2 separate regions of the Homo sapiens genome follow, and region 1 is linked to region 2. Evidence: chromatin loops called from intact Hi-C (ENCODE). Cell type or tissue: HCT116. All regions are shown on one strand. Region 1 holds the start of MIR7107 (microRNA 7107). Region 2 overlaps LOC105378258 (a long non-coding RNA gene).

The links. Peaks named below come from ENCODE experiments on the same cell type or tissue, not always from the same donor. Only the 100,000 strongest peaks of a DNase experiment are listed, where the experiment ranks them.
Region 1: it touches region 2 in a loop (9-fold over the local background); 7 of 110 quality-filtered maps call a loop at or near these places.

What each region holds. Positions count from the first base shown.
Region 1 is chr12:121,441,135-121,446,134 of GRCh38, forward strand. KDM2B (lysine demethylase 2B) reads right to left here. Exons shown (of 23, transcript NM_032590.5): 14 at 4,141-4,284; 15 at 3,316-3,402; 16 at 2,878-3,138; 17 at 2,546-2,659; 18 at 1,858-1,896; 19 at 1,023-1,702; 20 at 1-99. MIR7107 (microRNA 7107) reads right to left here and starts at 3,218; the gene lies at 3,139-3,218. In HCT116, CTCF peaks have their summits at 626 (motif pointing left) and 2,288 (motif pointing left); DNase peaks (open chromatin) are centred at 633 and 2,247.
Region 2 is chr12:121,057,824-121,062,823 of GRCh38, forward strand. LOC105378258 (a long non-coding RNA gene) reads right to left here. Exons shown (of 4, transcript XR_007063492.1): 4 at 1,467-1,933. It also overlaps the pseudogene OASL2P. Among named protein-coding and RNA genes, the nearest start is that of OASL, 21 kb to the left of the region's middle. RefSeq lists enhancers at 2,179-2,268, 2,389-2,558, 2,579-2,758. In HCT116, CTCF peaks have their summits at 2,905 and 4,226; DNase peaks (open chromatin) are centred at 2,958 and 4,218; H3K4me3 peaks cover 1,079 bases; H3K27ac peaks cover 448 bases.

The DNA.
Region 1 (5,000 bases), 380 kb after region 2:
GAGACGGGCTGTCGCCGGATGATGCCACTCAGCATCAGGGGTGTGATAGACTTGCAGTGGTTCAGGTCAATGCGGGTCCACAACCGCTTATCGCAGCACCTGGGGACCGGCCCCGTGGGGACACATCGTCAGAGGTGGGGCTCCTCTAGGGAGCCCACACACAGCTCTTAACTGTCCCCACCTAACAACCTCTGGGAGGCTCCTTAACTCAGCGCTCTGGACCCTTCTCTATGTAGCACCTATCCTGCCCCCACGCGGGCACCTCCCACCTGCTCTAACAGCCATGGCCTCCACTCTCCATCAAGTATGTATGTATGTATTAAGACGGAGTCTCGCTCTGTTCCCAGGCTGGTGTGTAGTGGTGCAATCTCTGCTCACCACAACCTCCGTCTCCCAGGTTCAAGCTATTCTCCTGCCTCAGCCTCCCGAGTAGCTGGGATTACAGGTGTGCGCCACCACACCCGGCTAATTTTTTTATTTTTAGTAGAAATGAGGTTTCACCTTGTTGGCCAGGCTGGTCTTGAACTCCTGACTTCAAGTGATCCGCCCGCAAAGCGCTAGGATTACAGGCATGAGCCACTGCGCCCGGCCTCCATCAAGTATTTACCATGGGCTTTACAACGCCCTCTACCGGCCGTTCCTCCAAACAACCCCCATGAAGCTGGCGTCATGCCCGTTCATCCAAGAGGGTAAGGCAGAGCTAAGGCCAGAAAGCTGGTAAATATCGGCTGGACTGAAGTTGCAACTCGCAGCCTTGCTGGAAACCTGGACTAACTCTCCGAAGCCAAGGACTCCACGTGGTCCTCACTTCACCCTCCAGGAAGCTAAATCGGAATAAACGGGGTCACCTCCTCTGACAAGACCAGAGGGGCCGCTGTAGCCAGCTGGAACGCTTTGCGGAGCACAATGAAGCCATACTGGGGTTTGGAAGGAAAGAGCATCGCCAGCGACTCCACACACCACGGGCCATCCCTGGTGCCGCCTGAGCCTTAACCTAGAGCCCTACACAGGCCGCCGCTCACCAGCGGTTCCAGGTCCTGCAGACCCGCATGCACACACACAGGTCTTGGTGGCTGAGGTAGCTGAAGACGGCCATCCACACCTCCCTGTGCATGACGTGGGCTGCCCCATCGTCCAGGGGTAGCGAGTCAGGCGGGGGGCTGATGGGGGGTGGCCGGATCACATGGCGCTCCATCTGGATACACTTGGGCGGGGACACGGAGGGTGGGGGCCGGGAGATGACACGGGGCGGGCTGCGCAGGCTGGGCCCCAGCTGGTGCCGCAGCTCCCGGGGGGTGCCGTTGAGCCCCTTGCTGAAGCGGTGGGGACGCTCGCAGATGCCCGGGGGCCGCTTGGGCTCCTCGCCCTCGCTCTCAGGCTCCGACTTGATGGGCTGCTGGTTCTCGTTGGCCAGGCTGTTCTCCGTCCTCTGGATCTCGTGGTTGAGCTCCTTGCTCAGCTCCCTGCTCAGCTCCTTGTTGGGAAGCCGCCGCTTCCGGCGCATCTTCACCTTCTTCTTCTCCTCCGGGCCCTCGGCCCCTTCGGTGCTGGGTCCCGCGGTGGGGGAGCTGGAGCGGGAGTGGTCGCTCTCCCTGGTCTTGGGGGGCGCCTCGGGCAGTTCGTCCTCGGGTTCCTGCTTGAAGCGCCGGAGGGGCTTGTTGGCCAGCGCCATGCGGTCCTCGGCGTTCTTCCAGGACCGCCGCTGAGGGCGAGAGCGGAGACGCGTCAGCCTCTGGGGCTCAGGGCTGCGCCCGCCCAAGGCCTCCCGCCCCCCTGCCACGGGACTGTGGCCCAGGGAGCTGCGGTGCAGCTCTAACCGCTCAGGCCTGGGGCACAGGAGGGAGGGGAAGATGGTACCTTTTTCCTGAAAAGCTTATCTTCTTTGCCAGGTTTGAGCTGTCACGAAAAAGAAAGGACGCAGAGCTTGCTCCCCGGGCTCGTGGGATTTGGTCTCCTCGACACCCCACCCCACCACGAGTCCACAGTCTCCAGAGGAGGGGCTGGAGGGAGGCCTTCCCCACAAATGCCATCTCCACGTCTGACCGACAGACGGGCGAGCCCTGCCTGCAGCTTTCAAGGAAGAAGCTGGAAGTAGGAGTACAGTTGAACTGTTCCCACCCAACTGACCTCCCACCCCACAGACCTGGAGATGTGCAGCCGCCCATTCAAATCATCCTCGGCTCTGGGAGCCAGTTCTGGAGCACAGCCCTGTGGGAATCCCCGGCCCAGCAGGAATGGCTAGAGCTGGGAGAGACTCCTGGCGCCACCTTGTGGCTGGTGACAGCACGGCCCGTGGGTGGAGCAGGGCCACCAGGCTCCTCAGAGGTTCCCTGGACTCACAGCTTCCATCCCAACCAACAGAGGCTCTAGGCACAGACAGCTTCCCAGGCCCCAAGCCAGAACCACGAGCCAGAGATCTGGGGCCGAGACCTGGGAAGCCTCAGGAGAGGCAGCAGTGGGGTGGAGGACCAGCGGGGTGGGGTGGGGGACAGCCCAGGACTCGCCAGTCCCCGGGGCCTCAGGAGGGCGTGCGTCGTGGGAGCACCTGCTGCTGGAAGTAAGTGAGACTGGATCTCCACCAGGGGCTGAGGCTGCTGCCTAGAGGGGGCCTCGGCGAGAGGTGAGAGGAGGAACCGGGGGACGTTTGAAGCGATGAGGCCTAAAGGGGGGTGGAGTGGGAAGAGGAGTGACTCGCTGGTTTTCCCCTCCTTTCTTTGGGGCAGGGCTCTCAGGACTTAGGTGACCTGCTCAGGGCAGCAAGAGGCCGGGATTATCCCAAGCTCTACCTGCTGCCCACCCCCTGCCCCATCCCTCCAACCCAGCACCCGGGACCAGCCAGACCAACCCCTTTGCCTCCCAGCCCCTCCTGGTCCGTACCCGCTTGCGTCCACTCAGCTCCTGGGGCTTCTCGTATTTCCGCTTCTTCCTCAGGTGCACGTCGTCAGACTTTCTGCGCAGAAGGCCGTCCGGCGGCACCTTCTTCGAGTGCTCATCCGACCTGCGCCGGGGCGCCTCCTCACACTCACTCCTCCGCTTGGCAGGTTCCTGCCCTTCCTTGTTGTCCCGGTTCATCTTCTGCTCCTTGAGCAGGGAGCCGGGCAGGTTGGAGGCGTACTTAAAGCCAGGGCCACGCTTTTGCTTGTAGGCCAAAAAGAGAGAATGAACAGACCAACTGTATACCTTTGGACTTGCCCTTCCTCCTCCCCAGGCCGACGGCAACCCACCTGCCTGAAACTCCTGGGACAGGCTGGTCCCGGCCAGGCCCAGGCCCGCCCCTCTCCCGACTGACCCTGGGACTTGGAGCCCGGCACTCACTTTCCCGGTCTTGCCGGCGTGGTTACACTTCGGACACTCCCAGCAGTTTGGAAGCTCGTCGTTGACCACACCCTCTGACTCCTTAATCTGCGGGGAACACCAGGACTCAGAAGAGGGACGGGCGGAGAAGATGGCCCACGGGCACAAGGCTCTGTGACGCCACGTCTTCCAGAAGCAGCAGCACCCCCTCCCCAACGTCACATCTATCCCGTTTCCAGGCAAAAGAAAACACAGCTGCAGAGGCTGGCAGAGACGGGCAGCTGTGGATCCAGGCCAGGGTTCAGAGGCTGAGCCCCTTTGCTTCTCTGGGACCCTGGGCAAGACACTCCGTCTCTGTGGGCTGGTGCCCTCGGCCATAAAAGTTAGTGTGCCCATCTCACTGGGGGGGTATGACCCAGGTAAAGCCATGAGCTCAGCGCCTGGCATGCAGAAAGGACTCTGCAGAGGACTCTACTGGGTGCTGGGGGAAGGAGTGTGGTGTGGGGCCTTGTTCTCCCAGAAGCCTGGAGCCACCTGGAGGCGCTTCCTCTGGCCCAGCTACAAACAAGCAGCCTGTGTTTGCCATCTGCTGAGGCTCTGGAAACCCTCTCTGGTTCTGACATCCTGGGAGGTGGGGGTGTGTTTATTCCTTTGATGACACTGGGTCTCTGAGGTACTCCAGGCCCTCCTTGCCCCGGGCTTATCCCTTGACACACAGGATCACCCAGACTCAGGGGTCCTCCAGGAATTCACTGCACGACCTGCATCCCACCATCTCACCAGCATCTCCAGCAACCCTACCTGCCCCAGAGCGTCAGCACCACCTGTCCCCACTGGGCCACTCACCTTAAGGCATCCAGGGTGGATGATTTCATTGCAGATGGAGCACTCCATGAGCATGAGGTTAAACTTGCCTTCCTCCTCTTCCACCGTGTCTTCCTTCCCCGCCTCGCCACACACAAGGCACACGGCGGTGTGGGGCAGCACTGGCTGAGGAGCCAGGGAGAACAAGACAAGTCATCAGGGGTGGGGAGCACGGACCCCCAGGGGGGCCAGTTCAAGGGCAATGAGCTGCTCCCCTTGGGCCTGCCAGGAGACCCCCGGAAAGTGGCCCAGGCACATTCGCTCACTCATTCATTGAAATACGTATCAGGCTACTACCTCCACATGCCAGATACTACTCTTAATTGCTGGGGATACAGCAAGGAACAAGACAGCTCAAAATCTCTGCCATCCAGAGCTTACATTTTAGTGGAGGGAGGCAGACAAAATGGACAGAGCATGTTAGAGACAGAGACATGGGGAAAAATTAGAGGGCTGGAGTGAGGGGCAGAAGGGGGGCTGATTTTAAATATGGAGGTCAGGGAAGGCCTCACATTCAGAAAAGCCCCAAAGGAGCAGGGGCGTGAGCGCAGCCCAGATCCATGCGGATGAGATGAAGCTGCATCTCACCAGTGGGTATTCAAGGCACAGACCATGGACTGCGGGCTCCCAAGACCTTTACAGAAAGGTTAGGAGGTCAGAACTGTCTTCAGAATAACAGACGTTATTTGCCTTTTGCACAGTATTGATATTTGTACTGGCGGGTGAAACTCCTGGCCCCTCAGCACCAGGCAAGGCAAGGCCCCCAGCTCACCAGCAGCCATGGGGTGACTCATGCCATACGCTTATTAAAAAGATCACCAGGCCGGGCGCGGTGGCTCACG
Region 2 (5,000 bases):
GCAAAGTTGTATCTTTTTAAGCAACCATGGAAGCTCGAATTTCTGTTTTGAAGCTCAGGGTTTGCTAGTAACACTCCTGATTATTTGCCTTCGACTCCGTATTTAAAGATTCTTTTTTTGAGACACTGTCACCCAGGCTACAGTGCAGCGGCATGACCACAGCTCACTGCAGCCTCGACCTCCTGGCCTCAAGTGATCCTCCCACCTCAGCCTCCCGAGTAGCTGGGACCACAGGTGGATGCTACCATACCTGGCTAATTTTTTTGTGCTTTTTGTAGAGACAAGTTTTCGTGATGTTGCCCAGGCTGGTCTTGAGCTCCTGGGCTCAAGCAATCTGCCTACATTGGCTTCTCAAAGTGCCGGGATTACAGGCGAGAACCACTGTGCCTGGCCTGAAGATTCATTAAAGCTGCATTTCCTTCCTTTTCAGTCGTATTCTCGGCAGCCATTGCCACTCCCAGGTGAAGTCTGATTTGCTTAAGATAATGTTAGATGTCTTTCATTCTAGCAAAATAAACCAAATCTAGATTTATGGTTAAGGCATTTTTGATTTAGGGTGATATGTTAAAAGTTGAACTATAGTTTAGTACTTTCCCAGGGGAAACCATGCTATAAATACGTATTTGATTCCATGGTCAGCCTCTAACAAACCCTCTGAACCCAGAGAGTACCCTCTGATATTACCTAATTGCTAGGTAGTTTCTAACAAAATCAGTCAGCGCCATTTTATTTTTTTACTTTTTTTTTTTTTTTTTGAGATCGAGTCTCACTCTGTCACCCAGGCTGGAGTGGCGTGATCTCAGCTCACTGCAAGCTCTGCCTCCCGGGTTCACACCATTCTCCTGCCTCAGCCTCCCGAGTAGCTGGGATTACAGGCGCCTGCCACCACACCTGACTAAGTTTTTTTTTGTATTTTTATAGTAGAGACGGGGTTTCACCATGTTAGCCAGGATGGTCTCGATCTCCTGACCTCGTGTTCCGCCTGCCTTGGCCTCCCAAAGTACCGAGATTACAGGCGTGAGCCACCGCGCCCGGCCAGTCAGTGCCATTTTAGAAGGAAAATATAGATGATCTTGATGACTTTAGGGGTTAAGTGGGGCTGGTTAAAGAGGAAACAAAAGGCATAAATTTTATTTTAATTTCTTTAAAAATTTTTTTTAAATAATATATAAAAAAGTTTAAAATTTTAAATAATTGAGATGAGGTCTTGCAATGTTGCCCAGGCTGGCCTTGAACTCCTGGGTTCAAGTGATCCTCCCCACTCAGCGTCCCAAAGTGCTGGGATTACAGGTGTGAGCCACTGTGCCTGGCCAAAAGGCATAAATTTTATACAAACCTGCTACCCATAGTCCACTTGATTCCCTGGCACTTAGAGAGCTGGATCCCAAATCATCATCATCATCATCATCATCATCATCATCATCATCCAGATTTGTAGAATAGTTTACTGCTTAAGAGCACTTTTCTATGCTTTATCCCATTTATTGTTCATTAGAAACCGGTTTTAGAGAGGAAGAGACCGATGCTCAGAGAGACAAAATAACTCATCCCTTACCTATCCCACAGCCCCACAGTCCCACAGGGCAGAGCTGGGATTTGAACCCCGGGGGTTCCTGAGTGCTCACCTTTGCCATCTTCAGCACCCTGACTTCCTGGTCCAGAATCAGCTCATTATAGAAGAACTGATCCCTCAAGAACTGCTCAGTTCAATGCCCGGCATCCTTCACTTCATCCTTCCAGTCTCCCTGGGGCTGGAGGCTGTTTTACGAAGGCAGACTGGAAGGATGTTTTATGAAGACATCCAGCCTGTCCCCAGGGGTGTCATACAGGTCCTGGAAGCCTGCCATCTCTGTGGGACCAGGAATGAATCGTCTCTGCTTCTGCCCAGCCCTGTAAGGGGCAACTCCCAGCCTTTGTCCAGTAGGCCACAGAACTGCAGAAGGGCAGGGAGATGGTGTGGGTTAGAGAGAGAGTTAGCTGCCCTTTTTCTTTCTTTTTTTTTTTTTTTTTGATACAGAGTCTTGCTCTGTCACCCATGGCGTGATCTCAGCTCACCGCAACCTCTGCCTCCCGGGTTCAAGGGATTCTCCCACCTCAGCCTCCTGTGTAGCTGGGATTACAGGCACCTGACACCACGCCCGGCTAATTTTTGGTATTTTTGGTATTTTTAGTAGAAACGGGGTTTCACCATGTTGGCCAGGCTGGTCTCAAACTCCTGACCTCAGGTGATCTGCCCGCCTTGGGCTCCCAAAGTGCTGGGATTACAGGCGTGAGCCACCGACGGAAGAATCACTAAGCTTACTTTCCTCTTTTTAGGGTGCAGAGAGGGCTAGGGGGCCCTCCAGGCATCAGCTGAGCCTCCCTCTGCTGGGCTGCCTTAGTTCAGCAGCCATCTCTCCTGCCGGCTGAGAATGGAAACTGAAACTGAACTTTGTTTTGTTTGTTTGGGTTTTTTTGTTTTGTTTTGTTTTGTTTTAATTGGAAACAGAAAATTTGCTGAGCTTTGAAAGAGGAATTTTCTCTTTCCATTTGAGGTTGCCAGGAAAAAAGGCTGGAGATGGAGCCAAGTGCCCCTTGGGCTTCCTTGAGAGGAAGGTTCTCAGGCTGGGAGTTTCCCAGGGTGTCCTGGAGCTGGGCTGCCCCCACCTCTCCATCCCCTATTTCCTGCTGCAGGAGCAGACCTTGTCTCCCTACGGGAACTCAGTAGTGTCTGCCCCGGAATCAGAAGGTGCTGGCTCCTTGGGGTGAGGGGATGGGGGCTTGGGCTGAGCCCCGGGAGTCCTGGGGCCTGGGATTGACTCTTTATTTTCTAAAAGCAAAGACATACTCACCCCTTTACTACTTGTTTTGTTGCGTATATTTAGGTCTCCCCTATCCCCTCACCAATAATCCACAGGAAGGAGGTAATCTTTTAAAAAATTGTCTTTAGGGGGCGCTGTTCTCTCAAGAACTTCATTTTGAAGAGCAAACTGACAGTTTGTGGTAGACACATTGGCTTTTAAAGATCTCAACTAGCGACCAGGCGCGGTGGCTCTCGCCTGTAATCCAGCACTTTGGGAGGCCGAGGCGGGAGGATCGCTTGAGGCCAGGAGTTTGAGACCAGCCTGGCTAACATGATGAAACCTCGTCTCTACTAAAAATACAAAAAAATTAGCCAGGCGTGGTGGCAGGCGCCTGTAATCCCAGCTACTTGGGAGGCTGAGGCAGGAAAATCACTTGACCCCAGAGGCGGAGGTTGCAGTGAGCCGAGATGGCATCACTGCACTCCAGCCAGACTGTCTCAAAAAAAAAAAAAAAAAAAAAAAAAAAAAAAAAAAAGGAAAGAAAGTAAATCCCACATTGATACTGTGGAGGCCATAAGTATGCACCTATAGGATGCATTTTAAAAATGCCCTAACAACGCATAAATATGTCACTGAGGTTTGTTAAGAATGTCCAGATTTCCAGCCTGGGCAGCATAGTAAAACTCCATCTCTACAAAATATACAAAAAAATTAGCCGGGCATGTGGCATGTGCCCGTAGCTACTAGGGAGGCTGAAGTGGGAGGATCACCTGAGCCTGGGAAGTCGAGGCTGCAGTGAGCTGTGATCAAACCACTGCACTCCAGCCTGGGCAACAGAATGAGACCCTGTCTAAAAAAAATTAAAAATAAAAATGTCCAGATTCATGACAGCCTGTCTCTCACTCTGCTTAACAGAGTAAAAAATACTGAGCCCTGAAACACAGGCTTAGAAGATTCAAAAATTGCCTTGGAGAGGGAAAACCACTAAGTGGGAGATGCCTGTGAAGAGCTTGAGTTACAAAATCTTTTTGAAAACTGAAAGTGGAAAAGAGTAATATTTGTATATTACCCCATAACATATACAAATGTATAGCTGTATCTAAATAAATTAACGAAATATTGGAAGTGCATATTTGATTTCCCTTAAGCTTATGTAATTAGGGCTATGCCAACATATTTTTATTTTTCATTTATTTTTATGTTTTTCCCCATTGATCCATGTGATTCTCAAACACATTTTTATTTTCTCCCTGGCAAATATTTGTTATTAGTCCATTGGAAAAATTGATTGGATTTGGGGATCACCTTGCATTAGGGCATTTTTGGTATATGTACTCATATTTTAAAAACTGTGAATTCCAATATATATTCTTAATAGGAAACTGCGACATTTTTGTCAATTTTCCTCTCTTCCACAAGATGATGCTCCACACCCACCTAAAACAATCACCATTTGTAGTTCCTAGGATCCTAGTACAGAAGAGACAGAGGGGATCTGCTTAATCCTTGTTTTTCAGAAGGCAGACAGGAGCCCAGAGTGTTTACCAGGGCTCTTTGACATTATGGTATTGATATTAACTCCAATAGCTATACTTATCAAGCACTTCGTGTATACCAGGCTCTCTACACAGTTTATTTTATTCTTTATTTTTTTTGAGATGGGATCTGGCTCTGTCACCCAGGCTGGAGTGCGTGGCATGATCTGGGCTCACTGCAACCTCACCTCCCAGGCTCAAGTGATTCTCCCACCTCAGCCTCCTGAGTAGCTGAGACTACAAGTATGCATCACTGAGCCTGGCTAATTTTTGTACTTTTTTTTTTTGTAGAGATGGGGTTTTGCTATGCTGCCCAGGCTGGTCTCAAACTCCTGGGCTCCAGTGATCCGCCTGCCTTGACCTCCCAAAGTGCTGGGATTAGAGTCGCGAGCCTCCACACCCAGCCTCTTTTCACAGTTTAGTTCCCATAATCCCCACAAGACTCTGTGATGCAGGTTCACACCATGTTACATTATGAAGAAATCGAGTCTCAGCAAGATGATGTGGCCTGCCCAGAGTCACACACCAAAGAAGTGGACAAGCTGTGATTCAAACCCAGGTTCTCTGATTCTAAATGCCAGAGGTTTACCCACGACATTATCTTACTGCCCAAGGCACTTATTATTTATTGAGCTCCTACTACGTGCTGGGCACTGGGCGAGGCTTGGAGAATACATAAATG